Linked DNA regions of Mus musculus: region 2 is linked to region 1. Evidence: chromatin loops called from intact Hi-C (ENCODE). Cell type or tissue: heart. All regions are shown on one strand. Links, peaks and the distances in the headings refer to the core of each region. The heading gives the core; the rest is flanking DNA.

The links. Hi-C counts contacts between places; a loop is a spot of excess contacts. Peaks named below come from ENCODE experiments on the same cell type or tissue, not always from the same donor. Only the 100,000 strongest peaks of a DNase experiment are listed, where the experiment ranks them.
Region 2: it touches region 1 in a loop (5-fold over the local background); 2 of 42 quality-filtered maps call a loop at or near these places.

Annotation. Positions count from the first base shown.
Region 1 is chr11:20,103,495-20,118,605 of GRCm38, forward strand. Actr2 (ARP2 actin-related protein 2) reads right to left here and starts at 9,457. Exons shown (of 9, transcript NM_146243.2): 1 at 9,311-9,457. The coding sequence starts at 9,358. In heart, for the core only: no CTCF peak of the experiment used is centred there; DNase peaks (open chromatin) are centred at 8,947 and 9,477; H3K4me3 peaks cover 2,453 bases; H3K27ac peaks cover 2,290 bases.
Region 2 is chr11:20,537,433-20,552,543 of GRCm38, forward strand. It overlaps a transcript of Sertad2 not described here. Among named protein-coding and RNA genes, the nearest start is that of Gm32142, 67 kb to the left of the region's middle. In heart, for the core only: a CTCF peak has its summit at 5,397 (motif pointing right); DNase peaks (open chromatin) are centred at 5,439 and 5,539; H3K4me3 peaks cover 2,311 bases; H3K27ac peaks cover 2,288 bases.

The sequences.
Region 1 (15,111 bases), core at 8,291-10,790:
TCTATAGGAAACATCTACTGTTCTGTGGCACCAGGTACCATACACTTTTAGAAGAACTAAAGTGAAGAACAGTACTGGAGATACACACATTGGGAATAATGCAAAGGGACAGAAAGCCAAGTTGGTGCCATACAGTTTAACCTGGAAAGCTGAGGGAAGAGGATTGTTTACAAGTCCAAGGGCAACCTGTGCTATATCATGAGACTTTTGACTCAAGCAAACCAAAGAAACTAAACAGAAACAGAAAATATTACACTGATGTTCGATGTGTATTCATGTAAGTATACTGTGTACTTTAACCAGCCTCCTTCCATAGCCTCCCCGTTCCCTTCCTTCTGCTAATGCCTTCTGTTGGCTCAGAGTTTCACTTCTTTCATGAAATGTAAAAAAGTGATTCTGTACATCTATAAAAAACTTATGATCCACAAACGAAAGCATGGCGTCTGTCTTTAGTCTGACCTTTTCACTTAATATCATCTCTAGCTGCACCTATCTTCCTGAAAATGACATTTCATTTTTTTATGGCTGAAATTCTACTATGACTATGCAGAATATTTTGTCAATTCATCTGTTGGCTATTAGAAACAGTACAGGAGTAATTTGACACAGGGCAATATAACTGTGTCATTTGATTGTTTACTTCTATTTTTTATCTTTTGAAAACAAGTGTTTGCAAGTGCCCATGTGCATACATGCAGACACTACAGGGTAACTTCTGGTGTCACCCTCAGACCTCCTTTAAGATAGGTCATCGGCTGTGACTTACCGACTAGACTGGACTGGACTGGCTGGCCAGGGGATGCCCTGTCTCTCCCTCTGCAGGACTGAGATTACAATCACAAGCTATCATGGTTCCATAGGTTCTAGGGATGGAACTCACGTCCTCAGGATTGTCGGAAATGTACTTTACCAATAAATCTCTCTCTTCAGCTGTTATGTACTTGCAGTCTTCTGAGGAATCTCATCAATTTCAGCAGTAAGTCAACAGGTTTACATTCCCACCAGCAGAATATAAAGGTTCTCTTCCTCAAATGTGGGTATTATTAATGTCCTAGTCAGTAAGATGGCTCAGAGGGTGAGGGCACTTGCTAATAGTCTGCCTGAGTGCCTCAGTTCTTTTAATTCCACAAGGTGGAAGGAGAGAACCAAGTCTTGCATGTTGTCCTCTGACCTCCACAAACCTATGTAATGTGAGCTTAAATCAATCCTGCCAAAATACCAACATCTTCACTGTCTCTACATCAGCCCTTTTGGAAATCATGATGAATCACTTTTAATTATAAATTCCCTCTCTAGAACATTCTGCTATCCAGAATTCTGTCTTTTTGAACAGAACTTCAAAAATGTTAAAATTGTATATAAAAGTAATTATGAAAAAAATGCCTGAAACTCAAATTTTTGAAATGCTTTGTTCCAAACTCACAAAGCTTAATCCTAGTTAGTTCACTGTCTCGCTACCAAAGCTGGGGCATTTTCAGATAAAGCTACACATTTCTAAAAGCATATTATATAGGTTGATATGATGGAACATGTTTATAATCCCAGCACTTAAAAGGACCAGCTTGAGCTACACACAACTGCCAAGCCAACCAAAATTTCATGCACAGTGAGATTTTTGTCTTAAATAAAAGTGCAATATAATCTTTCTTGGGCTCCCTCCTAAAGCCCAAGTCAGTATGGTCTTAGGGTATATGTAGTCAGATACCCTACTTGTTCAGTTGACAGTGTTTCAGAAGAGAAACCAAGAGTATAGACACAACCCCAAAGGAATGTTTAACAGAACTCAGTTCATAGTCCCACAATGTCTTCTTGAATAATTGATTGTGATCTAAAAAGACTTAGGAAAACAATTACCACAGAAGAAAGGAATAGCACCTTGCTGGGTGGGGCAGCTCAGGACTAGTTCTCCCACTCTGGAGGAGTCCAGGGCAGAAAGATTGCAGGTTCAAGGCCAACTCAGGCTATCAAAACCCAAAACAAATATATAAAATTTCTCACCCTTCTCCTAAATTATAACATTTCTGTTTCTCATGTCAAAACCCAGCTTAGTTGATAATGAGCTGAAATAATACAAAAATAAGAGGAAATATTCCCATCATATCTCTACCATAGACATATCTTATTACAAAATCTGCCATCACCAGCCTGTCATAATTTCCATATACATTCTGAATATATAAAGCTAAAATATTATTTAAATACAGAAAGTCAGAGGCTGGAGGCATGGCTCAGCAGTTAAGAGCACTGGTTCCTCTTCCAGAGGTTCTGAGTTCAATTCCCAGCAACCACATGGTGGCTCACAACCATCATTGTAATGAGATATAATGCCCTATTTTGGTATGTCTGAAGTAAATTAAAAAATAAAATAAAAGAACAGATATAGACATTAGGCAAGTCAAAAGTACCCATTTATCAGGATAAAATGTTCACTTATGTGGATATAACTGATCTCAAAAAAAAAATTAGAAATGTTTTAGCTCAGTGGTACAGTGCTTGCTTACCATACACAGGACAGTGGGTTGGAATAACAGCACTTCCAAAAGGAAACCAAAACCCAGGAAGAGAATGAATGAAAGACTACTCTACAGTTTATAACAAACATTTTCTGTGTAACAAATGTAAATGAATAAGTTTGTTACATGAGAAATCAGAAGTTTAAGAAGAGAGAGGGTACTGGGCAGTGGTGACAAACGCCTTTAATCCCAGCACTTGGGAGGCAGAGGCAGGCGGATTTCTGAGTTTGAGGCCAGCCTGGTCTACAGAGTGAGTTCCAGGACAGCCAGGGCTACAAAGAGAAACCCTGTCTCAAAAAAAAAAAAAAAAATAGGAGAGAGGGGTTTTGCTAAGGGTAATCGAAGTGAGGGAAGGAGACAGCTAAGGTTGATAGGTCTGTCATTTACACAACAGCAAAGGGTCACACCAATGTCTTTTGACTACAACTGTGCAGATGGGTAGTTCCTATCTTAAAACTCTTTTTTTCTTTTTAAGATTTATTTATTTATTATATGTAAGTACACTGTAGCTGTCTTCAGACACTCCAGAAGAGGGCATCAGATTTCATTACGGATGGTTGTGAGCCACCATGTGGTTGCTGGGATTTGAACTCGGGACCTTCGGAAGAGCAGTCGACGCTCTTAACCACTGAGCCATCTCGCCAGCCCCCTTAAAACTCTTAATTGGCTGGAGTTAAGAGCACTGGCTGCTTTTCCAGAGGACCCAGGTTCAATCCCCAGCACACACATGGCAGCTCATACCTGTTGGTAACTCTAGTTCTAGGAGATCTAATGCCCTCTTCTGGCCTCCACTACACAAGGCATGCAGGAGTCACCCATAAACATAATTTTTAAATATACATATTTTGAATTTAATGTACATTTTTAGAAACCGTGTTTGCAGGCACACACACTTGAGCTCTCTAGCACATTGTCCCCCTCCACTCCATGGGTCTCAGTAATCAAACTCAAGTTGTCAGGATTGGTGACAAGCACCTTAACCTGCTGATCAGCTCAAGGGCCTTTAACATTCTTGAGCATATTTTAAGTGGAAAAAAAAAATGTTTTCCAAGTACCTCAGAAGACAAAAATTGCGATCCCTGAAACCACAGGAATGAACAATTATAAACCACTATCACTGCTTTACCAAAACCAAAACCAAAACCGGACGGGGGAATTAGACTTTTCAATGAAAGTGACTCTAAGTAGGAAAAGGAAGATTCTAATAAACTACTCCTGGGGCTGGAAATGTAGCTCAGAGAGCAGAGCACTCATCTACTATGCACTAAGCCTGGGGTTTGCTCTCCAACACCTATAAACCAAACATGATGGCACACAAGAGGTGGAGGCTGGAGGATCAGAAGTTCAAGGATGGCTTTTTCCTTCTCTTCTTCCCTCTGACCCTTTCAGAGTTCAAGGTTATCCTTGGCTATGTGGCAAATTGGATGCTAGCCCAGACTCCAGACCCTTGTTTCAAAAGCCAACATCAAAACACCTATTGACTTCTACTCCGCCTAAGCAGCAGCTTGGTAGAAGCAGATGCTGCCTTAGAATCCAATGCCAACATTTCTCTAAGGAATCAGACATTCCACCAGAACAGTATAAACCAAGCTATCTCACACTATTACAAATCTGAATGCATTAAGATCCAATAATATTAAAATAACCAAATTCAATAATGTAAAATTAATTGACAAGCTATTCCTTCAAAAAAACTCAAAAAAGTGTTAAGTCATAACAAAATACAAAGAAGATATTCTTTTCTAGGCTACTCTGTGGTATCATTGTAATCACTGAAATCCGTCCTGCACGTCAATCATCTTAAGGCTGGTGACTGAGCTCCCTCACTGAGTGTAACAGGCAGTGTTCAAGAAACAGATTTTACCATATATAGCTTCTTCCTTGTAGCACTGTGGTTTGAGCAGGCTCTCTACTTCCTACTGAGTCATCAAACAGTAAGAGGTATAATGTTCCTTAAGACAAAAAGGAACAAACGACCTGTCTATATTCAATATCAATGCAACATTTTCCTTAAATAAGACTCAAAAACTTTCATTTTTAAAATATTTTATTAGTTTTTTGAGAATTTCGCATGTTTTGATCACATTCACCTTCCTGCCCCAACTCTTCCCCAGATCCACCACCCCACCCCGTCCCTTCCCACTCAACTGTCTTTTCCATCCAGGCTAGTTTGTCCAAAACTTCTTGAGTATGCAGTGCTCCGTGGGAATATGGGAAGCTGACTTATCAGGGGCTATATTGGTAGGGAAGATGTCCGTATCTCTCCCTCCACTCCCAGCAGCTAAATTCCCCATAGCTCCTTGCCTGGGGTGGAACTTCTTGCCTAACTCCCCTCCATGCCGGAACTTGCTCTGGCTTAGGTTTGCACGGTCTTGTACACGTTGTCACTGTTGAGTTCCTGTGCGACCAGCAGCACTGTTTCCTCGAGGCTCTAACCACTGCCTTGGGCTCTACCATTCTTTCTACTACCTTGTGTGCAATGATCACTGAACCTCTGGAGACAGAATGTCACTCTGTAGACCAGGCTACCCTTGAATTTGTGGTGATCCCATATGCTGGAAGTAGCACCAAGCAGGATTTTCTTGTCTTTTGAGACAAGGAGTCACACCGCCCAGACTAGAGAGATTAAATTCCTGATGCTTCTGCCTCTCCACCCCAAGCACTGGCATGACAGGCAGGCTCTACCAGACTGATATATACATATATAGAATTTTAGCCGGGCGGTGGTGGTGCATGCTTTTAATCCAGCACTCGGGAGGCAGAGGCAGGCAGATTTCTGAGTTTGAGGCCAGCCTGGTCTACAAAGTGAGTTCCAGGACAGCCAGGGATATACAGAGAAACCCTGTCTCGGAAAAAAAATTTTTTTAAAGATTTATTTATTTTATGCATGAGTACTCTATCTGCATGTACATCTTCCTGTCAGAGAGAGCATCAAATGGTTGTGAGCCCCCATGCAGTTGATGGGATAGGGGACAGTGGGACAGTGCTCTTAACTGCTAGGCTATCTCTCCACTTCCTTGCTGAGATTTTTAAACTCCCATTTGAGCTTCCTTGCTTTGTATTCTTTCCCTTAATAATTGGTGGTGCTTGTATTTCAACTTCATAGTGACCGTTCTTATTTGAGGCCAATGGTTGTTCTATTAGACCAAAGTCTTCCACATGGTGAAACTCAAGTTGTTTTGTTTTTACTTAAAATACTCCTAAATTTAACACATATGTTAGTAGAAGCATGATAAAACAACCACAAATGTGAATTTTAGCATTATAAATGTCTATGGACAATCATTAAACTTTATTAAGCATCGCGTCATCAACATGGTAGTCACTTGGGAAATCTGGTCAATGAAGTCACTGTTGAAGTCTGGTAATTCTGTATGTTAACACCAAGAATCTGGACTCAATTTGAAAGGAATCAAAATTCAGTTAAGAGGTATCCAGATGGACTGGGCAGTGGTGGCTCATGCCTTTAGTCCCAGCACTTGGGAAGCAGAGGCAGGAGGATTTCTGAGTTCAAGGCCAGCCTGGTCTACAGAGTGAGTTCCAGGATAGCCCTGGCTATACAGAGAAACCCTGTCTCAAAAAACAATAAATAAATAAATAAACAAACAAACAAACAAACAAATAAATAAAAGAGGTATGCAGACTTTTTACCTAAATGCCCACTTTCAAAGCCCTATTCTAAAAAGCAGGTTTCCTTCTCTGGGCTACTGAGACAAGAGTCTAGTTATGGATAATAGGAAAAGAGAGTGGATCAAGCATCTAGGTCATCAAAAGAACATTTAAAACCTTAATTTCTTGGGGCTGAAGAGATGTGGTTAAGAGCATTTGCTTTTGCAAAGGATCCAGCATCCAGTCCCAGTACCCACGTGGTACCTCAAAATCATCTCTAAGTTCAGTACCAGAGGATTAACCTCCCTTGGGCCACCAGGCACGCATGTGGTATACATACATATATGCAGGCAAAACACCTATACATATAAAAATATAACAAATCTTTACCTTTTTTCTTTAATTTTAACTTTTCAGGGCTGGGGGTACACCTCAGAAAGAACGTTTATCTTCCAAATCCTTGGATATAATCCTTAGCATCATAAAAAACAAACCAATCTACCTTCTTAAATAGCTCACATTTTAAAATCTAAAGTATACAAAAGGTAAATGAAACCACCATTTAATTAAGGATTTAAGATGCTTCTGTATCTACCTCCCATGAAATTACAAGTACGTACATTTGATAGTACAGTGCTGGGGATGGACCCTCCAGTTCCTCAAGCATCAGGCAAGCACTCTACTAACTGAGCTCCACTCCAGCCCCCATGAGTGTGTGACTAGATGGTAAGTATATTCATATGTCAGAGTGGGGGAGACTGTATGCTATGGTGCACATCTGGAAATCAGAGGACAACTTCAAGTGCTGGTCCTCATCTTTCACCTGTCCTTTGCTGTCCACTGCTGCATACAGCTCTAGCTTGCCCAAAAACTTCCTGGGGTTCTCCTTTCTCTGTCTCCCACCTTGTGGTGGAAGCACTGGTGTTACAGTGCCAGCTCCACTCCACGTGGGTCCTGGAGATTCAGTCAGGTGCTTATCCACTGAGCCATCTCCCCAACCCCTTTTCTATTACTGTTTTAAAAAATCAAGTCTTAATGTCTTCTCTAATATTTAATTGTAAAGGCATCATTATAACTTCAGGTACCTAAGTAAAACTAAGATGAACAAAGAAGAATAAATAGTTAAGAAACAACCCAAAATCTAAGTAGCTATTAGTCGTCAAGTTTTCTTAAAAGACATCACAATATTCCTAACTGCGTTACGATTTAAATCAGAACTAGCTGATGTATATGAGGATCCGACTATTTCATTCACAGTCAAACATATCTACAAAAAAAGTGAATAAAGTTTATAAATAATTACAAAAATAGATATAAAACTTTTTTCTCTGTGTATCCTTGGCTGTCCTGGAACTCACTTTGTAGATCAGGCTGGCCTCGAACTCAGAAATCCGCCTGCCTCTGCCTCCCAAGTGCTGGAATTAAAGGGGCGCGCCACCACACCTGGCATAAAACTTTTTTTAAAATCATCTCCTTTCACTTATGCCATAGTAGCTGATCTTTTTATCCTAAGAAACAGATTTAAAAAAAAAAAAATAAAAATGGATGGAGTCTCCCTATGTAGCCATGGGGATTTGCCGGTTTCTGCCTCCCAAGTGTTGGCATAAAAGATGTATGCCATCACTTCAGCCCTTTTTAAAACACTTTTAAGACACTGTTACTTTAAGTGTTATGTCTGTTTACTTGAGTGTTTGTATATGTATCACATGTATGCCTAGTACCCACAGAGGCCAGAAAAGAGCACTGAATACACTTGAACTAGAATTACAGAATAGCTGTGAGCTGCCACACAGATGTTAGGCATCAAACTTGGGTTCTCAGCAAGAACAACCAGTGCTCCTAACTGCTGAGACGTCTCTTTGGTAGTAAGATACTTTTTTTTTTTAATAAGTACTTTTATAAGAATTTCTGAAAAGTTTAGCATTTATAATTTAGCTTAAATATAGTGTAACAATACAGGCTTTGCTTTAAAAACCTTTTTCCTGATAATTTAGAAGCTTTATAAAATTGTACCATTTCCCTCACTGCTTTATCCTTTATCTCAAAAAATGAGATGCATTTTATGTATCCCTTCATGAAGTCTGCAAATATAAATATCTCTAATGAGCACATAAATGGGGTTGCTTAAAAACCTTTAAGTTACTGAATCTTAGGGCTGTTACCACAGCAGTGGTATGGATGTCCCTTTGTATTGTTACCTATCCTATTCTAGCCCAGATTTAGCTTAAATGAAGCTAGTACAATAATTGTCAAAGTTTGTAACAAATTCAACCAAGGGCACTATAATGGCAGTGAATACCAGCTCCTTCCCCTTTCAACAATCTGGCTTCAAAGGTGTAATTCAAGTAAAATCTATTTTAATTTGTGTGTCGTCTCTGTGGCAGAGAGGAGAAAAGTCACAAAATGTTGCAAATCGCTAAAGGAGTCAGAAACAGTTGCATCTTCAAAACTGGAACTTTGATGCTCCACCCTTTTAACTGGGGATAGAAAGAAACCAGTTGCAACGAGTTTTCTGAATCAGAACTTTAGGCTTATTTTGACATTTTTAGCATCTTCAAGACTAACGTGTCTATCCTGTACTTAACAGAAAAAAAAAATGAAGCAGAGGAGGAACCAGAAATGATCCAACTTCCCACTAGAATTTACTTGAGAGGTCCTAGGTCTATAATAGGGCGGCATGCAAAGCAAGAGGTGAAGCAGGAGCTGCTGACCATCCCCCTCTCTCAAAACCACAGACGACAAGGACAGCCCACACGCTCTCCCGGGGCAGACTCCAGCCGCGGCCCGGGGCCTGACAGCACTTCCTCTTTTCTCTGCGGAACCCGTTTCCTGCCTCGCATTCGGCATCTTTCGCTACACAGGAAGAGGAAGGCCGCTAGGTCTTGTATGGACGAACACAGGCGAGCCTCGGAAATGGAGACCTCCTCGCCACCGAGGGACAGGGCCTCTCACCGTCTAGACCCATCTCTCGGCACGCCGGCGGATGCTTGCGAGCGCGCGGGGACAGGTTCCGCCGCCTTCGGGTGCAGCGCGGGTAGCCTAGCTCCGGGCCACCGGCTCCGGGCCGGCCGGCGCCCCCCGAGAGCTCGCCCGCCCGCGCGCCTGCCCGCGCCCCCGAAGCCCAGCCGCGCAGCCGAGGGGCCCGCGCGCACCCCGCACACACACGCGGCCGCCCCGCCGGGCCTTACCCCAGTGCCGTTGTCGCACACCACCACCTTCCTGCCCTGGCTGTCCATGGTTCGTCCTGGTGAGCCGCCGCCCGGCCTGGCCTGCTTCCTCCTCCACACGGCCCCGCCCTCGGCCCGCCGCTCCGCCCAAACCGGAAGTCCCCGCCCGGCAGCCGTTCCAAGAGGGCGGTGCAGAGAGAGAAAAGAAGAGCGGGGACTGGCAGCCGAGAAGGCCAATGAGAGCTGTCCGGCGCGGACCCGGGCGCGCCCTCTCGCCTCGTTCTGCTTCCGGGGCTGCGCTTGGCTGGTGGGGCGGCGGCTCTGACCAAGTTGTCTCGGGACCTAGGGCGCGGCCGGGCCGGCTGTACAGGAGGCAGGCAGGTGAAGGCCGGAGGGTGTGTGGCGGGACGGCAGTGGAGAAGGGTGGAGCAGCCGGCTAGGAAGACCGAAAGCCACCTGGAGGTCCCGAGGCATGATGTGTCATTGCTCCTAGGCCTGGGTGGATACACCTACAAGTTTCAAACCTCCGGTTTATTCCACACCTCCAGTTGCATGCAGCCCTAGGAGCCTGGCGGGATGCTTTCGTTTCTTTCTGCTTCACCACTTCCCTCTTTGATTTTCTCAAACAGGAACTCACCATGTTGCCAAATGCAGACTTTAAAATTGAGGTCCTCTGTAACCTCCCTTGGAAACAGGGACAAGTGTTACACGCACCTCTTTAAGAAATTGAATATGCACCCGGGCACTGTTGGCGTTCGCCTTTAATCCCAGCACTTGGGAGGCAGAAGCAGACGGATTTCTAAGTTGGAGGCCAGCCTGGTCTACATAGCAAGTTTCAGGTCAGCCAGAGCTATAAAGTGAAACCCTGTCAAAAAAGAAAGATAATGCTTTCACTTAGCGCATAGTGGTGAACTTGCTTTCAATCCCAGCACACAAGTAGAGGCAGTTGGATTTCTGTGAATTCCTGGCCAGCCTGGTCTATTTACAGAGCTAGTTCTAAGACAGCCAAGGCTACAACAAAGAAACCCTTTCTCGAAAACAAAGAACAAAACTCTTTCCTTTAATTTTAGTTTAGTTTTGTTTTCTGAGACAGGGTCGCATTGTCTATCCTTGTGTTAAAACTAAGAATATTAAGTTAAAAAGACCAAATCCATGATTGTCCAATTGGAGCAATTTTGGGGTACACCAGGACTGGCCAACCACCTGTCTCACCGCTGCCGGTCGCTTGAGGTCCGTTTTATGGGCGAGATGTGAGCGAATTGTTAGATACAGTGAAAGGGAAGAGTCAAGGGTCAGAGTATATGTCATGTGAATCCCAAGTTTAGCTAGGCTGAAAACTTGTTTTGCAGTTTACATCAGACCTAAGAAACAGAAACTTATTCTTTTTTGTTTGTTTGCTTTTGTTTGTTTGGTTGGTTTTTTTTTGTTTTTCGAGACAGGGTTTCTCTGTATAGCCCTGGCTGTCCTGGAACTCACTTTGTAGACCAGGCTGGCCTCGAACTCAGAAATCCGCCTGCCTCTGCCTCCCAAGTGCTGGGATTAAAGGCGTGCGCTACCACGCCCGGCTTCGAGTGTATTTGCTTTTATTGTACATTTTTTTTCTAAACTCTTTGGCACAGTTTTCTGGGGGCATTCCGACTGCCACAATACAAGTCAGGAGAGAGCTTGTTTATGATGCCAATTTCAAGCATTTAAATTTTGGTTTGGGTTGTGGCTTTTTCTGTCTTTGAAGTCTGCATTTACTTTGTAACAACTGTACTTTTATATTTCTATATCCTCTAACTCCAGAACTTCAGTTAGTTTATGAAATGCAACATCAAACCCCTTTGTTTTCTGGGAAAAAGAAACTGCAATGACTTGAAGTTGAGAATGTGGGTACCGCCTCACTCACACACACTCATTCTCAGACTGTGAAATCCCCCACGCGCCTTCTCAAGGGCACATAGACAGTACCAAGTGCTACGGTACAGTGAAGGTGGGCTCAAGACCCGGGCTCCATCTTTCTCCTCAGTAGCAGGGGCCAGGCTGCCTTTCACAACACAGCCCCACAGGTGAACCCAGGTCCTCCTCTCCCAAATCAGTCACCCATTCGGCACCGGCCAAGACAGGAAAGCTAGTTCTAGCCTTCCCTGGGAAGAGACAGCTTTTTTGTTTTTCATAAGTAAGTAAATCCATTGTTTCTCTATTCCAAGATGGCTGATGTTATGTTTTCTACAAACTCAGTGCTTACTTAGCTCATGTCTAACAGGGCTGCTGCTGTTGGCTGTGGCAGGATTTTCAGTGTGGTGTTTTCAAGCCTCACTCATCCTCCCATTCCCAAACATTCAGCATTCGTGCACACTCCTCACTTCCGGGTTTTTTCAAAAGATTGGAGATTTCCAGTGGGGGTCTCAGGTCATCATCTCAGTGGTACCAAATCAAGCCTGGTTCTTCAGAGAAACTTATTCTTAATTACAAATAGAAACCTTAACTTGCAAAGACTTTAACACAGGAGAAACAACTTATCCTTAACTGTCTTACTGTAAACAGAAACTTTAACTTGGAAGGTATAGTGTCAAAAGTTAACTTCCAAGTGTTCTAACACTTGGCTGACTAGGAACTCAATATGTAGATCAGGCTATTCTCTGGCTCTGACCCAGCTTGTTACATCTCCCTGATGATTTTGCACACAGTCAAGCAGATAGTGGTACTCTGTACTAAATGAATTACAAGATGGTAGTGTATCCTATTTAATTAAATTTTAGGCCTAGCACTCCCTTAGACTTCTAGGTAAAGTATGAACCGATACCTTACTTAATCTTACTGGCAACACTTTGCAAATTTCAGTTTTGTTACATATGTTACTATTTAAACTCAAGTACTGGTTGTTGATGCTTGGTGTTTCTAAGTTTAATATTTTGTCATTGGGCCAGCAAGATGACTCAGCAGGTAAAGGTGCCTGCTTGACCCAAGGTCAATCCAGTGCACTCACATAATATGTAACATATAATATATAATATAATATGTATATATACATATATATTGTATTAATATATAATATATAGTCTATATATTGTTCTTGAGGTTCTAATCACCAAAAACGAAGGCCCTGACCAGAGCAACAAGAATGTGTTCAAATTCAAGAATCCTTCCGATTGCTCAAGTGACACTCAATACATCTGCTTACAGTCACAAGTGTCTTTAGCCTAAATACAGAACGCTACAGCTCCAACTTGGTGATTGGAATCTGGATATTAAGAATAACTTTGCTATTGAAAAGAGAAGAAATAAGCCAGGGTTTTGGCTCCCATGTGAAATGTTTGCCTACTATGCACCAAGCCCTGCTTCCATTCCCAGCCATAAAACCATTCAGCTATCTCAGCAGGGAGTTAGAGGCAGAGGGAGAGAGAACAAACATAAGCCTGTGGGGGCAGAAATAAATTTAAATCTAGTGGGAAATTTAAAAAGAGACTTTTGCGTGGCTAAGCCTCCCACAACAGTGTGTGAGACAACGTTTTCACAAGCTGCTTCAGGCCTTGAAAGCTAGCAAACAATTCGATGTGAGCCTGGGCTGATAACACTGTGCTCAGACTTGCTCTGCTGTGAGAGAGGCCTAAGGCCTTTTCTATCTACTTTTCCCTAAGAGTCCTCTTCTCATCTCTTCTTTTTTCCTGAGATAACTCTCATTCATATCTCAGCCTGACCTCTATATACAGCGAAGGCTGAACTCTCAGCCTCACATTCTTTTTTTTTTTCTTTCCGAGACAGGGTTTCTCTGTGTAGGCCTGGCTGTCCTGGAACTCACTCTGTAGACCAGGCTGGCCTCAAACTCAGAAATTCACCTGCCTCTGCCTCCCAAGTGCTGGGATCAAAGGCGTGCGCCACCACGCCCAGCTAGGCTACAGCCTTATCCTGGTAGTGACAGAGCAGAAGTCAGCTTCCACCGAGGTCCAGATCCAGGGCTTTGAGTTGGCCCACCTCAGAATCTACCTCATCTATGAACTGTTGAAGCATATGAAAGGGCCAGTTCTACAGATCCAAAGCTGCAGGACTCCATGACAGTGGGCAAAAACAGACTATCAGAGAAGAGTCCTGGTGAGGATTCAGTATTGACGCGGTAGCAGAAGTCAGAGACCTTGAACCACAGCAATGACTCATGGCAATGAACATTTGCAAGTAAATAAGGTGGACAAAAGGGTGTCCAGTGTGACGCACTGTGACACACTACAGCTTCTAGGACAAGATGTTTTCTATGCTTTGTTTTGTTTATTGTTTGTTTTTATTTTCTTTTGTGGGGTGGTTGCAAGGACAGGGCTGATACAAAGAGGTGAGATGAGTGGGGTCGGGGTGCATGATGTGAAACTCACAAAGAATCAATAAAGTTAAAAAAAAAAAAAAGGCATCATTCTCTGTTGCCTGACTTGGGATGCAGCGTCTCCACCATAATGCACTGGACACTTGAACTAAGAGCCAGCACCCAGTTAAGCTGCAGTTGTCACAGTATTTTATCACAGCAACAGGGAAAGTAAGCAAGACAATGGGTCGCATGGGTCAGTGGCGATTCCTAACTATGACAACCCTCCAAAAATATTTGCATTACGAGTCATAAAAACAGTTATGAAGTGGGAAAAAATAATTTTATAGTTGGGAAATCACCACAACATGAGGAACTGAATTAAAGAGTCTCTGCATTAGGGAGGTTGAGAACCACTGCTAGAAAGCAACATTTCCGTTCAGCCCAGAAGTGTTGGTAGTGCACTTTGCTACTAAAACTCCTGACAGGAAGAGCACACTCCCTGTGTGTTCATGTGGAGATGACCTCTGATATGAGCCTTCAGCACCTGAATGACAAATGACTTTGTCATAGGTGCTCTGACTGACTTCCTTCCAAGTTGTTATAACACAAACATTACTGCTCTTTGTGATGCTGAGGAATCAAACCAGGCAAGTCTCCACTACTGCATCTCAACTTTCTCATTTTATATTCTAAGCTATTTTATTTCTAATTCTGTGTGTGGTGGGGGAGTGCAAGGGTGAGTACAGTGCCCTTGGAGTGCAGAAGGAGGCAGTACAATCTCCAACATCCCTTAACTTCCTTATTTTATAGATGAATACATTGACACTACTGAAATGGAACCATGGGGGTTCTTTGGAAAGTCACTTGTCTTGGGTGGTGTGGACAGTGTTTTGTTGGGACAAACACGTGAAGAAACATTTTGAAGCAGACACAGGTGAAAGTCTAAAGGAGACTCATGAAACATCTCACTGCCGCAGACACTGATGAAAGGATGCTCTGCTAAAGCAAGCACATGAAAAAGACATGTGATGGAGGATTCTTCACTAACAAACACATGTATTGGTCCACGTTACACTGCCAGCCTCCTGGCATCTTTATTTACCAATCAGAACCAACTGGGGGCAGGACCCCTCAGAGCAGACTCTTGTACAAATAATATGGGGACACAAATTAACACAAGAATGCAAGCAGCCACAATCATCATCATACTTAAAACATTAATGTTTTTTAAAATGCTGAGTGATTTAGTCTTTTTTTTTTTTTTTTTTTGGTTTTGGTTTTGGTTTTTTGAGATCCAGACAGGGTTTCTCTGTGCAGTCCTAGCTGTCCTGGAACTCACTCTGTAGACTAGGCTGGCCTCAAACTCAGAAATCTGCCTGCCTCTGCCTCCCAAGTGCTGGAATTAAAGGCGTGTGCCACCACTGCCTGGCGAGTGATTTACTCTTTGGTTAATATTATTTATTGCTATTACACTAATAGATAAAAATTATTTGTGAAGCATTACATCTTGAGGACTTTAAAGACAAGAGTTTTCTAGAAATCTTCT
Region 2 (15,111 bases), core at 4,221-6,720, 430 kb after region 1:
ACGCAACCACCTGCCCTCTCCCTTTTTAATGGTAGTTTTTACAGTGTTTCGCTATGCTGCTTAGGCTGGCCTTGAACTTGTGATCCCCCCAGGTAAGTCTTCCATAGTAGGTAGGGAAGACACCTGATTTGATTGTTTGAATGCTTTCTGAAAAATATGTTGTCCAGTCTTGCATGTGCTTAACCTGCAAGTAGAATTCTGCTTTTTTTTTTTTTCATTTAATGTTCTCTCTTTTGAGATAACCCTGACCAACTCACTACTTTGTCTTCCCAGCACAGACCTCCAGCCAGCTACTTTTTGGATTCCTATATTTCTCTCCTGAGAAGTCCTCTGCTGGCAGATTTTTCTCCTCAGAATTGTTTGTTCACACCCCTGCTAAATAGTCATCTTAGAAAACTGAGGTCAAAAGCTGCTAGTGATGGCACAAGCCTTTAAAACTCCTGGGGCAGAGGCAGGAAGATCTCTGACTTCAAGGTCAGCCTGGTCTACAGATGGAGTTCCAGTATAGCCAAGGCTACACATAGCTAGGGCTACACAGAGAATCCCTGTCTCAGAAACAAACAAGCGAACAAAAACCAAAAGCAAAAACCAAACAATATCAACAGCAACAAACCAAATTCCAGAGCCAATGATGTAGCTTAGCGGGAGAGTATTTGGCTAGCATGGTCATGGTTTCCATCCCAAGAACCAAAAGCAAAGGGGAGCTAAGAATCACTTTCTGGAAGCTGAGTAAGATGGGTGGGTGTGTTCTCAGCTACTTGAGTGAGTTAGAGGCCAGCCTGGGCTATAGGATTCTATCTCAGGAACAAAACAACTTTTTTTTTTTAAAGTCATATTCAGTAGAATAAAATATATTTATGATATATTTAATTTAAATATTTTTAAAACCACACATAGGCCAAATATTTAATAGCTATTTCTAGAAAATAGTTATAGGTAATTTTTTTTCTTTGTGATTCCCCTTCCCCTCCACCCCCCAATTTGCAACAGATTAAGGGAAGTCTACACAGTTGGTTCAAGTCCTAGCCTGACTTTATTTTCACATCTCCCAGAGGTGGGGAGCAGATGAAGTTCTGAGTGGATGTCTGTCATTAATATGAGCACAGCTAAATCAAGGACCTGGATGCTTCAGACCCATGGGAATGCCAAAGCCTTCCTCAGGTCGGGCTCAGGGAAATGGAGAAATCATCCTCTGGTCCATGTGCAGATTAGGTAATGACTAAGCAGATTAGGTAGTGACTAAGCAGATTAGGTAATGACTAAGCAGACATAGAATGCTACATTATAAGCTCCTGGAACCGCAGAAAGCAGACTGTGGTCCTGCTAGGTAATGTTTATAACTGCGAGGGTCCCAGTGTTGGAAAGTGGTGATGAGCAGTGCAGACTGTAAGAGGGAATCCTGAGAAATTTGCTTTTGAAAACCTTCATCTCTACAACACCCCAGCCTTCAGATTTGGGGAACCTGCAGGTAAGGTTGCCTGAAATTTCTCAGTCCACCAGAAAAGGGGTACAGGCAGCTGGGCTCAATCACACCATGTACCTTCCTGACAAACTCCCAGTTTAGGCTTAGGCCTGCGCATACATAGGACTTTCTGAGGGCCACGAAGCTGTAAGCATTACTTAAGGTCAGAGTTCAGTATGCCAGTAATAAGCCATTAAGGATGGATTCAGCAGAGGCAAGCTTTTAAAGCAGCAGGATCCACAGCCAGCAGGGGTTATTTGGGGTGTACCTTTGTGGGAAATGACTGTTTTCAACTTGCCTGTGGAGGAGACAGTCCTAACCTGACAGCGCACGGGGAGAGTTTAAGCAACACTTTTGTCGCCACCCTGCCTTTGCTAAGCAGCACCCGGAATCTATCCCCAAAGCCCTTGGTGATGCTTTCTCTTGTCCGTCAGTCCTGATATCAAAAGGGAGCAGCACCTGCTGTCTAACCTGACTCCCACAGCTACTTCTCTCCCCTTCCATCCAACTTTGAAGAGGCCTCGTGTCTACTGCTTGCTTCCTGACTCATGATGGATATTGCAATTGCATCAGTTGCTTCTCACTGTGGTCATGATCAGCACCAGCGGCTTTCTACGAGGTGCACACATGCATGTAAGTAAACATATTTGGGCTAGTCTTGAAATAAAGCTTTTTAAAATCCTGGATTGCTTGACTGTTTCTAACTTGAAAACAGGAGTGGGCAGAAGAGGCCATCTTAGAGGAGCCGCTTAGCTGCACTCAGTCTTTAAAGTTAACAAAGGGAGCACTGGGAGATGGAGGGGTGGTCCATGGCAGCAGAAACTGTGGTGGATATAGACATACACACTACACATTACACACACACACACACACACACACACACACACACTTGCCTCTAATCTTTACCATGTGTCACTTTAGAATTCTGTGCCCTCCTTATTCCAATATTTCTTAAAGTGTGGAAGGCCTGCTAGATTCCTGCTTCTCCCCTCAGGCGTGTGTGTGTGTGTGTGTGTGTGTGTGTGTGTGTGTGTGTGTGTGTGTGTGTGTGTGTGTGAGATAAAAACCTGCTAACTCATTTGAACTAGAGATGAATCTCAATAGCATCAGTAAGTTTGCCCTAACTATGCTTCTATAAGCAGTGTTGTGGCGAACACCTTCCACTGCCAGGTGGGACCTCTACAAAGTTAATAGTTCCAGGAGTTCTAAAGGGAGGCTTATTAAGACAGGAAGTAAACAGCCAGGCAGCGATGGCACATGCATTCTGAGAGGCAAGTAGATCTCTGAGTTCGAAGTCAGCCTGGTCTACAGAGTGAGTTTCAGGACAGCCAGGGGTACACAGAGAAATCCTGTCTCAAAAAAAAAAACAAGACAGGAAGTAAACAACTCATAAATCTCAGAAATCCCTGAAACACACCAGATTCACAAGACTTCTCCCTCCCCAAGGTTATGAAAGCAGTAAAGTCTGGGGAAGAGAGAGACTCTTTCATTTAAGGAGCTGCAAGCAAACCATGGGAAAAGCTCCAGTATTTCAGCTTTGGTGAGTTGTCACCCATATTGGGGTGGACTTTCTGTGGCATGACTGCAAATGAGTAGTCCATGTTCTGTAAGTAACCCCAGGAAATTCATTGATTCAGTAAGTTGGCCCTTTGTGATACTTAGCTTTGCCCTGGGTAATCAGACATTTGTTTCTGTCTCCCCAAGAACAGCAGCACACAGCACTTTCTACTCAGACTTATGCACAGCAAATACGCAAGTGATCACAAAACGATCATAAAGTAGAAGCCAGGAGAGAAATAGATGTGAGAGGAAAAAAGAATAAGGACAGGAAGAAAGAGAGGTGTCTAATGAAGTGGTTAGTGTGTCAATACTCAAATCACCTGAACTATTGCTTAAGCAGCAAATAACCGATAGACCTGAGGGGAGACCCAGGAATCTAGCAGGCCTTCCACACTTTAAGAAATATTGGAATAAGGAGGGCACAGAATTCTAAAGTGACACATGGTAAGGATTGGAGGCAAGCCATAGCTCTTCCACCACGAGATTGCTAACCCTTATTTGGAGATCTTTCAGAGTCAAAATCTGTTCTTAGTACCATTATGGTATATACAATAATTCACTACATTTACCTATCTATAAAATGACCTCATAGAAGAATATATATATATATATATATATATATATATATATATATATATATATATATATATATATATATCTAGCTTCTGGAGAGATGGCTCTGAAGTTAAGAGCACTTTGCTGCCCTTGCAGAGGACCCAGGTTTGGTTCCCAGCACACACACAGCTGTGAGAGCAGCTTTCTTTGACTCCAGGGGATCCAATGCCTTCTTTTGGCCTTTATGGGCACCAGGCACTAACATAGTACACATAAATAATAAATACAAGCAAACACTCATCTGCATAAAATAAAATGTAGTACAGTAACCCAGATTAGGAGTAGTGGAGTGTTTTGTTTGTTTTTGCCACAGTGAGGGATCCAGCTAACATTGTTCACCTTGTACGAATCACTAGGCTGACAGTGAGAACACTAGGTCCCCTGCCCTGTATAGCTCCAGTGTAGTTTCAACACACGAAGAGAAAATGCATAAATGAGATGTGTGTTGCAAGAAGTTGCTGGCATAGTTCATTTTCATTAGTAGATTCTGGACCAGAAGGTAATCACGGAGTCAAGCTGTGTCACAATTAAGCTCCAGAAAGGTCTGGGTCCTAAGGTGAGCACAGTTAAGGAAAGCCCCAATGTGACCAGAGTAAACATTTGTCTTCATTTTTATCTTTTTCCCATTTTTAGAGCACTGTGGATTTCGGTTATCTCGGGATGAGGGTGGAGGTGGGGGAGTCTCACCCACTTCAAGACCCTAAAGCAACATTGTCTCACCAGTACTTGACTTATTTCAAAAGTGGGTGTTGGGTATTCCAGTATATTTGAATATGAATGCAACTGTTTTAAGCCCCAGGAAAACACCTCTGAATCCAGGAAGCCAAGAAGTCAAGGCAGTAGGGATGAAACAGGTTTAAGGGCCAGCCTGCGCTACACAGCAAACACTAGGACAGCCAGGATCAAGTATCGAGACTCTGTCTTAACAACACCAGAAACGAACAATGCATTTTGTAGGTAAGAAGATGGGTTTTGCCAGCGTGTTTGCTTTTTGGGGGGGATTTCTTTCAAATCCTAATGCATAACAATGGGTTAAAGTCTGTGAAGTGATTACTGGACAACAGCCAAAATATCGAGGCACGCCATAGCTCCTGGGAATGAGTACTGAGTAGGTGCACTCTGGCACTGCCTTAGGGTTCAAGGTGAGGGAGTGGGAGAGTGCAGAGGGACGTTTGGAGAAAGCTAAGATACACGCGTACTGCAAAGCCCGAACAGAGTCGTTCACACCAGTTTAAGAAGTGCCTTTTCCAGAAACCCAATAAAAGAACATGTGTTCTGAGGAGCTGTTTCAACCTGTCTACACCCTAGGCGACTTCCCCCACAAAACGGGCAAATCCTGGGCCAAAGTGATTGCCACGCCTTGCGTCTTTGGCTCCTGAAATCCCAGAGCACGTGCCCACAGGGGCTGTTTTAGCAGTGGACACTATGGACGCGGATCAAGTTTGGATCGTATCCACTCCGAATCGGTCCGCCCTGAGAGTGGGCTTGGCCGGCAGGTCCACTGGCAGGTTTCGCAAGGGGCCCGCCCGCGCGCCCCTCCAGCCGGTCCAGGGTTACGCCGCCAGCTGCGGTGCCCCGCCCCGCCCCGCCCCGCCCCGCCCCGCCCCGCCCCGCCCCGCCCCGCGCGGCCCGGCTCTCACACGGTTACTTGCGTGACTGACTCGGGCCGGGCGGGCTGGAGGACCGCGCGGGAGGAGGGAGCCAGAGCGCGGGCCCGCCCGCTCCTCACCGCCAGCCTCTCCTCCTCATTGGCCACAGGCCGGCGTCCATCACCCCCAGGTGGCGCTCGGATTGGCGGAAAGCGCACTTCTAGAACGAGGAGGGCAGAGTGACTCCGCGGGTCTCCCGCGGCTCCTTTTCTCCTCCTCCTGCTCAACGTCCACCCACCTCTCCCCACCCCCATCACTTCCCCCGCCCGGTGCTCTACAGTGTCCTTAGAAGACTCATTGGGCCAGGGGCGAAGCCAGCCACCTAGCGAGCCTCACTGCCATTGGTCTATGATCACGCCCGTCACGGCGGTACGCCCTGCCACTGGGCAGCCTCGCTGCGCTCCCGCCCCGCCCGCCGCCTCCCTCGCGGCTCTCCCCAGCCCCCTACCCCGCCCGCCTCGCCGCTCCTTCCCGGTCCAGCTGGGCGGGGACTGCCCTAGGACTCTTTAAAGTCTGTGAGTCACTGCACAACCTATCAATCCAATTAAATGTCTTGAGCGAGCCGAGCGGGCGGTGCTCCCCGCCGCCGGCCGCCCCTGCTCTCGGCGCCCCGCTATCCATGGCTGGCTGGCTGTATTCCTCCCGGTGCGCCCTCTTCCCGCATCTCGCCAGCCTCGGCAACTTCCCTTCAGCTAGCCTCTGCCCCCAGGCCGCCACGGCATGGGCTAGACCCCGAGCCGCTTCTTGCCGTCTCCCGTCCAGTCCGTGTGCGGTATCGCCCCTTTAGCCTGTCTCGCCCATCCCCGCCGTTTCCCCGACAGTCAGTCCATCCCTCGGTCGGCTTTCCTCCGCGGGGCAGCGGTGGAGGACCAGCGGGCTCCGTAGGAGCGGGAGCCCCCACCCCGCTCCTCCTCCCGCTCCTCCGCGCTCTCACTCGTCGGGATCCCCGTCCCACACCTAGGGACGCGCCGACCGACGTCCTCTCCCCGCGGCCGTACGACCCGCCCGGGGGCTGGACCCGGCGCCCACTTCTTCGCGGAAGGTGAGTACCGAGTGGGGTTTGGGGTGGGGTGGTCTGAAAAAATAAATAAAAAAAAATGTGGTGGCCGGGCCACTTTTGGGCAGGGCAGGGATCAGGTTGTGGCTGGAGGTTCCCGGTCGGCGTGGATGAGGAGGTGACTCCCTCCTTCCCTCTCTCGCTCCCCCTCTCCACCCCCCCTCCCCGCCCTTGACACCCTCCTTCTCCTGTCTTGCTGTACATGTAGGTATTGCCAGACTTCCACCAGCGGGGCATTATGCCGCCTGTGAAATAATTGGTGCTGGCATGCTCTCTGTCTTTTGAATGCCTAAGTGAGCAGTAATAGTCTGCGATGTGATCTGATAGACTGAGTGCCCCGCAGAAAGTGTAAAAATGCCTAATGGGGGCACATTTTCCTCTAAATCGAAGTTAACTTTCATTCAATAAAGGCAAAGCAAAAGGTGTTTGTAATTTGAGTGCATGGTGATAGAGGAGAATACTGGTTGCCTAATGGCTTAGTTTTTATTTTGAAGCAATTTTATAGGTTTTCTTGTGAAAAAAAATGTGAATTCAGTATTAAAGGTTCTGAAGTCTAAACCTGTTGGAAGAGAGCAGGTGAGAAGGGACTCCAGCATGGTATGTCCACTTCGGTTTTCTCTTGCTCTAGGGAGGCATTGCAACGCAGAATTCTGTCTTCGTCTTTATGCACAGAACAGCTTAGAGGTTGTTTCTTTGGGTATACAAATTTTGTGTTCTTGACTACTCTTTAAGCAACATTATTCTACAGAATTTCTTCAGTTTTTAATTTGGTTTCTCCATCTTAAATGCCTCCGGACTACGAATACCCACCACTACCTGTGTCACGAGAGTCTTGCTGTATGGATCTTTAGTATTTATTTTGAGGTGAAAGAATGATAAGAAATGGTTACTCCGAGTTGGCTTCCAGGGTTGCTGTTTAGAATTCATTAGTTTTAAGTCGCTATTACCCTCTTGAAATGGAGTTCTGCAGTAGTTGTCCACAAGATTTAAATTAGGCCAAACCAAACATATTTTGAAATATTAAAGTACAGCAAAGACCTCTTAGTAGTTCATTTTCTACTTCTCTTTCAGACTAACCAGAATAAGTTGTTACTAAATTTAATTTTAAAGAATAGACTGTTCCTGTACTGAAATCTGCCAAGTTGCTACAGAAAGATTTCTTTTTAAAGAGCAGAAATGTGGTTATGATCAGTCCAAAGTGGTGAAGTTTAAAAGTGACTTATATGTAAATGTTGCTTTAAAGAAGCACTTGTCACCAGCTTCAAGACCTTTCAGTATATTTCAGGAAGACCTACACAGAGCCTTTTTGAGTTGTTTAATAAATTTGCATGTGACTTTTTTCATGAGGCTGAAGCCTCAGAGCACAGGGCATCCTGCTGTCTGAATTTGAATTTTGCCAGTATCTTTCCCTCACTGGCTCTGTGACCTTGGACAAGTTTAAAATAATCTGGACCGTAGTGGTTTTCTCCAGTTGTTTCTCCAGAAAGGCTCCTCTTTAAAAGACCTCCCCTCCCCCAAAGATGAATAGAATGCTCGCCATCACTGCTGGAAGACAGGTATCTGCATAGACTTTCAGAGTGAAGTCACAGGGGCTGAAGAGATTGCTCAGTTGGTTGTCCATTTTCTGAACTCAGATTCTCAGTACCCACAAAAATGTGGCAGCCTTCCTGTAATGTCAGCACGGTGGGGTGGGGTGGGGGTGAGGCAGTGGAGACAAGGACTGTTGGGGCAAACTAGCTAGTTAGACTAGCCAAATTGGCAAGCACTGGATTCAAGCAAGAGACCCTATCTCAATAAAAGATGGAGAAAGAATGCAGCAGATACTTGATGCCAACCTCTAACCTCTCTGTGTACGTGCACATGCACGTGCAAAGATACAGGAATACTAATAAACATCCACTTGCCGTACACACAGGACAAGGAGTACAGCTCCCTCCAGAATCAGGCTGCTAGTGCCCATCAGGTGCCCGTCTGCCAGGGAGGCTCAAAAACCAACCAACCAACCAACCAACCAAACTAAACTCAAAACAAAATGCAAAGAGAGAGTTTTCAAATCAGGTTCTGTAGGTTCAAGTCTTAGTATTTTCTTTTGCCATTTGTGTGTCCTTGACCAAGTTACCGTTAGTTATTTCATCTAGAAAAGGAGGACAGTAGCAGCACCTACTCCATGTTGTTATGATGAGAGCAGATAAGCTCATATGTGCAGAGGTTCTGAAGTGTTTGGGATATCTTCCCGAGTTTAGCTCGTTTTTTGTTTCTTGTATACAGGTGACTTTTTAAAAGAAGTGTGTTTGTTTTGTTTTCCTTATTGCACTAGGAAATCAAATCTAGGACCTTGCCTATGTAAAAGTAAGTACTCCACCACTGAGCTGTATTCTTAGCCTCAGTAGTATATTTTTTAATGAAGGTAATAATCATTGCTGTTAATAAAAGAAGACTTTTATAAATATTCCTGATGTTTGAAATAGAGTTTATATAAAGCTTTAAAGAAATTCTATTATTAGAAGCCAGATATGGTGGCACACACCTGTAAGCCACCAGTAATCCAGAGGTAGAAACAGGAGGATTCCTGCAAGTTTAAGGCCATCTTGGTCTACATATAAGGTTCTATGGCAGCCAGGACTTCATAATAAGCCTTTTTCTCAAAATCTCTTCAAAAAGGCTACATATAGCTCAGTTGTTAAATCACTTATAAGCATGAGGACCTGAATTTGATCCCCAGACCCCACATTAATATTTCCTTATTTTATGTATACGAGTATATTGTAGCTGTCTTCAGACACACTGGAAGAAGGCATTGGATCCCATTACAGATGGTTATGAGCCACCATGTGGTTGCTGGGAATTGAACTCAGGACCTCTGGAAGAGCAGTCGGTGCTCTTAACTGCTGAGCCATCTCTCCAGCTCCAGAGCTCTCATTAAAAAGCTGGTTCTGGTGAGTACACGTGCAGTCATAGTACTGCAGAAGCAGCAACAGGCTGCTGTTCTCTGGCCAGCCAGCTTAGCCTACTTGGCAAGTTCCAGCCCAGTGGGAGGCATTGTCTCAAAAACAAAGTAGATAGTGCCTAAGCAATGATACTTGAGGTTGTCTCTGATTTCTGCATATATGCACACACATGTTCATGCTCACCTGCACACAGGAATATGCACACACACACACAAAGGAAGGAAACTCAGTTATTGGGCAAGACATACTGTATATACCTGTAACCTTGGTACTCAGGAAGCTGAGGCCAAATGATCAGAATTTAAGGGCTAGAGGGACTATATAGTGCGACATTGTTTTTGAAAAATGGCTTTGCTTCATTGGATGAGTTGAGTTGTCTACACTCTGTCACTTTTGTTTCTTTTTGAGATAAACTCTCACTCTGGTCCAGGCTAGTTAGTGTCAAACATGCTTAGCCTCCTGAGTGCTAGGATTTCAAGTGTGAGGCACCATTTTTGGCTTTCTTTCATTTAAATTTGCACAGTATCACGTGCCTGCCTCAATTACAAAATTGTTATAAAAATGGCATGATTGTTGCCTCTGGTGGCTTTCTCCTGGCTAAACAGAAGGCTTTGTAACAGTAGCGTTTCATTCCTGAGTCCATCGCCTGGTGCCTAGCAGAGCACATGGCATAGAAAGGAGCGAATAACCATGTGCAAGTGATTAAACAGGGTTTTCAAGTTGTTTATAAATAGCTGAATGTACAGTTAAGTCTGATACTGTAGAGACTGCTGTTACTTTTGAACTGAATTTTCATTTTATTTGTCCTATAGTGGCTCACACCTTTAATCCCAGCACTTGGGGGTAGGTGGGTTTTTTTTTTTTTTTAACTTTATTTTGGTGCTTAGAGAGTAAGTAAAATTTATAATTTATTTTCTATTAGTGGTTTTTATTTTGAAGACTATACTAAAGTACTCTGAAAAGGCACATCTGATATCTTCCTCTGTTACCTGACATGTCCAGGTCTTAATCATAGCCTTTTCTAACTTGTAAGCTTTCTGTCACTAAGTTGAATGCTATTCTTCATTAATGTGAACCGTACAAATTAGATCTTGAATGTGTCAAATGGTAATCGGATATAATTCTCTGCTTCAGAATTAATAAAGAGAATGTGTGAGTCTTCCATGGTGCCACTTCCTCAAGGACTGAAGCTTTGCTTCTGTTTCCATTCAGGAATAAAACTCTTTCTCTTGAACAGTCGTAATAATAATTTGCTGCTGAAGTAGCTACAGCAGGTATGTGGTAGGTATGTGGAATCAGTAAATGAGATGATTTTCAGACTTTCCCACATTTTCATAGACGTTACACAATTGGGAACCCTGTTACTTTTAAACAAACACACTGTACGGGCCACTGCCTGCATCGTTTACGGAAACTGGTTATTTTACTTGTCAGTACAATGTAGCTTGGTTACTGAGCCCTCTGAAGTTATAAAATGCATGAATTAAAAGAAGCATCTTCATTTACAAAATCAGGAGTGTGGCTGAGTTTTATAACGTAAAGCCTTCTTGAGGTCTAAGCTCACGAGGTAGCTCCTGTAACCAGCTAAGTCCGTGTATACGATCCCTTGTTTGATCAAATGATGCTACGTGGTTTTGTTGGCCATATAGCATTTTCATTGACTAAAATAATCAAATTTTAGAAAATGTCCTTCTTTATAGACAGAACCAGTTCTCATGGGCCAGGCAGCGCTGAAACCTGTGGCCTCCTGCTTTGGCCTTCTGAGTGTGGATCATGGCCAAGTGGCCACGTCTTGCTGTTTGTGTAGTTTTTCTTTTACTTCTTTGTGTAGCCTTGGGTGGCCTGGTACTTACACTGTGGACCACACCTATCTTGAGCTAATGGCAGTTCTTCTTGTTTTATCCTTTAAAATGCTCTGGTTACAAGCATGGGCCACTGTGTCTGACTTTGAAATATCGTTTTGTTATGTTTTGTTTCTTTTTGAGATGGGGTTTCTTTCTGAAGACCATGCTGGCATCAAACTCAGAGATTCATCTGTCTCTGCCTCTCAAGTACTGAGATTAAAGGTGTGTGGTATCCTGCCTGGCTTTAAAATATGTTTTTAAGGGTTGGAGAGATGGCTCAGTGATTAAGAACACTAGTTGCTCTTCTACAGGACCTGAGTTCAATTCCTGGCACTGACAAGATGGCTCACAACCATCCATATCTTCAATTCTCAGGGATCCGTAGTCGTCGTCTAATTGCCTTTGTTCATGCAAGCACACAGGTAAATGTGCAGGCAAAACAGTCACATAAAATAAAAAAATAAATCTTAAAAAAAAGTATTGAGCCCCATTCAATCCCTAATATCACTCCTTACCCAAAAAAGAAAAACAAACAAACAAACAAACTGTAACAGTAGACCCAGGCTTGGTGGGGAGACATGGCTCAGCAGTTAAGAGGACTGACTGCTCTTCCAGAGTAGCTGAGGTTCAGTTCTCAACACTCACATGGCAGCTCATTCCCGTCTATAACTCTGGTTCCAGGGCATCTGACACTCTCACACAAACATACGTTCAGGCAAAAACATTAATAAACATATAGTAAAAATAAATTATATACACACAAACACACATACACAGAGCCAGGCTTAAGATTTCTTGTCAAAACAAACAAAAGCAGAGAAAAACTTAAAAAGAAAGTCAAAGAAAAATTCATGCATTATTTCCTTTTAAAGGGAGCTTGGCTTTGGGACCCTCTTTTGTAGTCATTCATGTTGTAGTGTCTGAATGCAGTAGAATATACTCACTCAGAGTAGCGTGGCTTGAAGGATTGGCTTTATCCCATTTACTTCCTTTTATTTAGGGAGATGGACAAGGGTGTGTACTGAAAGGCTATACTTTAAAGATCACCCTTCATGGCCTCTAAAAATGAACAGTGAGCCTTCACCATTGTCTTTGTTGTTGGTTTTCTTTGTGTTTTGCTTTAAGACTGTGTCTCATGTGATCCAGTTTGGCCTTGAACTCTTGATCCTCCTGCCACCTTAGGATTGCAGGACTATAGGATTTAAGAACCTTTAAAAATTAGAAGGTAAAACCCGGCACTTGGGGGCCAGAGGCAGGTGGATCTCTGAGTTTGAGGCCAGGCTGGTCTACAGAGAGAGTTCTAGGACAGCCAGGGCTACACAGGTCAAACAAAGAAACAAATAAAATAAATACATTAGAAGGTGGCTAGGTGTGGTGGCATGTGTCTTCAGACCTAGCCTTGGCAAGGGGAGGGAGGAGGATGAAAAGTTCAGTTACCTGGTGTGTTCAAGGTCGGTCTGGGCCTCAAGAGAGTCTGTCCCAAAAAATAGGCTCAGAGTTTGCCTGTTATATAAATTTGTTAGAATTCAGCCTTACTCTTTCTTTAATTATTAGCAATTATGGCAGCCTTATGATAATGTTCAACTTTCAATGCGAACCTGAAATGTTGGTGGCCTCATAATAGGACCTATTTAAACAAATGAATCCTACACAGAAATGTCTAATCAGTTTTGAAGATAGAGAGTACTGATCTCTCGAGTGTGAGTTTTTTTATGCATAAATGCTTTTCTGACTGCTGGGACTGAACTATGTACTCTGCGCATGCTCAACACAGGCGCTGCCACTGAACTACAGCCCCCACCCCCCACAAAAGAAGCAACTCTTTTTGTTTTAGGATTTATTTTTAATTACCATGTGTGTTACTTTAGGTGTGTGCACGGAGGCTAGAAGCCTGGAGCTGGAGTTCAGGTGGTTAGGAACTGATTGACACGGTACTGGGAACTTATTTGTTCTGAACTGTTGAGCCGTCTCTCCAGCCTGCTCCCAGGAATCAACTTAAAAAACAAAACAAAACACCCAACGACTTACCTGTTTGTTCAGTCGCCACTGAACTGAAACAGCAGCTTGATTCATTCCCTGCTTTTGAATTTTTTTAGGATGATTTGTGTGATAGTGTGAGTAAGCCTTTAACACTGAATGCTTACTTTTAATATATCAAATAATCAAAATATCCCACCTTTTAAGTATGGTTTCCCACAAGTCTTTGTTGAAAAGTTGTTTTCAATTTTCTTACTATTTCTGAATGATTACACTCATTTGTGTGTGTGTGCATGTGTGTGCGTGTACATACATGTGCATGTGTGCATATGCATGTGCTTGTGACATCTTTCTGAGTTTTTTTCTTGACCATATTAATTTTTCCTTCAGCGCTCTGTGCGTTTGCCGATGTAGACCATGTAGAGATAAAGCTTTCTCTTATTTTAGACTGCTATATTGGACCAATGGAGAAGCCTTTTCTATAGAAAGATTTTCTTTGTTTTATAGAAAGATAAGCATTGATCATCTCACCTGCAGTTTACCTAAAGTTTAAAGACCACACTGTAAACCTAAGACATGGCTCAAAGTACTCGAGAGAGACGGCAACAGAAAAAATATTAACATCTTTATTATTTACTGAATATTTTTGGGGGGTGTGTGTGTGGTACAGCCTTTTTTTTCCCCCTCTGTTGATGTCACTGTAAAGTGTCTCAGACATGGACTTTGTTTTGCTCCATGCCAAGTGATTGCTGAATTTATAAGGAGCTTTCTTTTCTAAGTGGTGACTGTCCCAACCACATTGAGGGCGACTTTCCTGAGAAAGTCACAGCACGGGAAGCAACAGCTCCTTTTGTTTTGTTTTTAAACTCTTGAAATGGTGTTGGGACATCAGACCTCAGCCACAGTGAAGTTTTCCAGACTCACGTTGTTGCATGATTAATGTCCCTGTTGAAGTCATATCGGCATTACTGTCTTCATTGGCTTTAATTCAAATGAAATGTCCCCTTTGGGTTAACTGTTGTTTGGATTTTTTTTACCTAGAAAAATCAGAACATAAAAGTGAATGCTTTTTTCTTTCTTTGTGATGCTGAAAACCAGCCCATAAGCATAAACAGCAGATGCCCTACCACCGAGCTATACCTCCAGACCCAAATATGTATTTCAAAGTACTATGTCCATAAAAATCTTGTGAGGAAAAAAAAAAAAATCCCAAGGACCACAGTCTTTGACTTGGTAGGAATATTTACTGATTTCTCAAACTTCTTGACATTATTCAGACATCACAAGTCAGAAGTCCTTAGTCCCATTAAATAAAATAAATAGGTCTTCCTTTTGAGACTGGATCTCAAACACATTATGTTGCCCAGGCTGGCCTTGAACTTGCTTTTAGTCAGGCTGACCTGGGACTCCTGTGTCAACCCTCTCAGTGAATGCAGGAATCACAGATGTGCACCAGCAAGACTGCCTGGCTCTGACTTAGAAAACAGTCTGTTGCTATTTTTAAAATGTAATTTAATTCATCTTTAACTTAATTTAATTTTATGTGTATAGGCATTTTGTCTGCATGTCCATCTGTGCAGCCTGAATGTCTGGTGCCTGTGGAAGCCATAAGAAAGCATCAAATCCTTTGGAGTTGGAGTTATAGGTGGTTGTGAGCCACCCTGTCAGTGCTGCGGATTTGACACAGGTCCTCTGGAAGAGCAACCAGTGCTCTTAACTGCTGAGTCATCTTTCTAGTTCCTGTTGTACATTTTATTTAATGCAAATAAAATTAGACACATTGTATTCTGGAGTCCCTAATGTGGACCAGCTAGGCAGGGTGGGGTTGCAGAGCGGAAAGGACAGGCATATTCCCACTCTAGAACAGGTTCCAGAGGGTTTGGGGGAAGTCAGAGCTTGGTAGCAGCCACAATTAACCTTTGCACACTGATGCAATGATAACAGGAAAGAATCTTAATGTAGATTTCATGTCCTTTGTTTTTGTATAAAGAGAATCCCG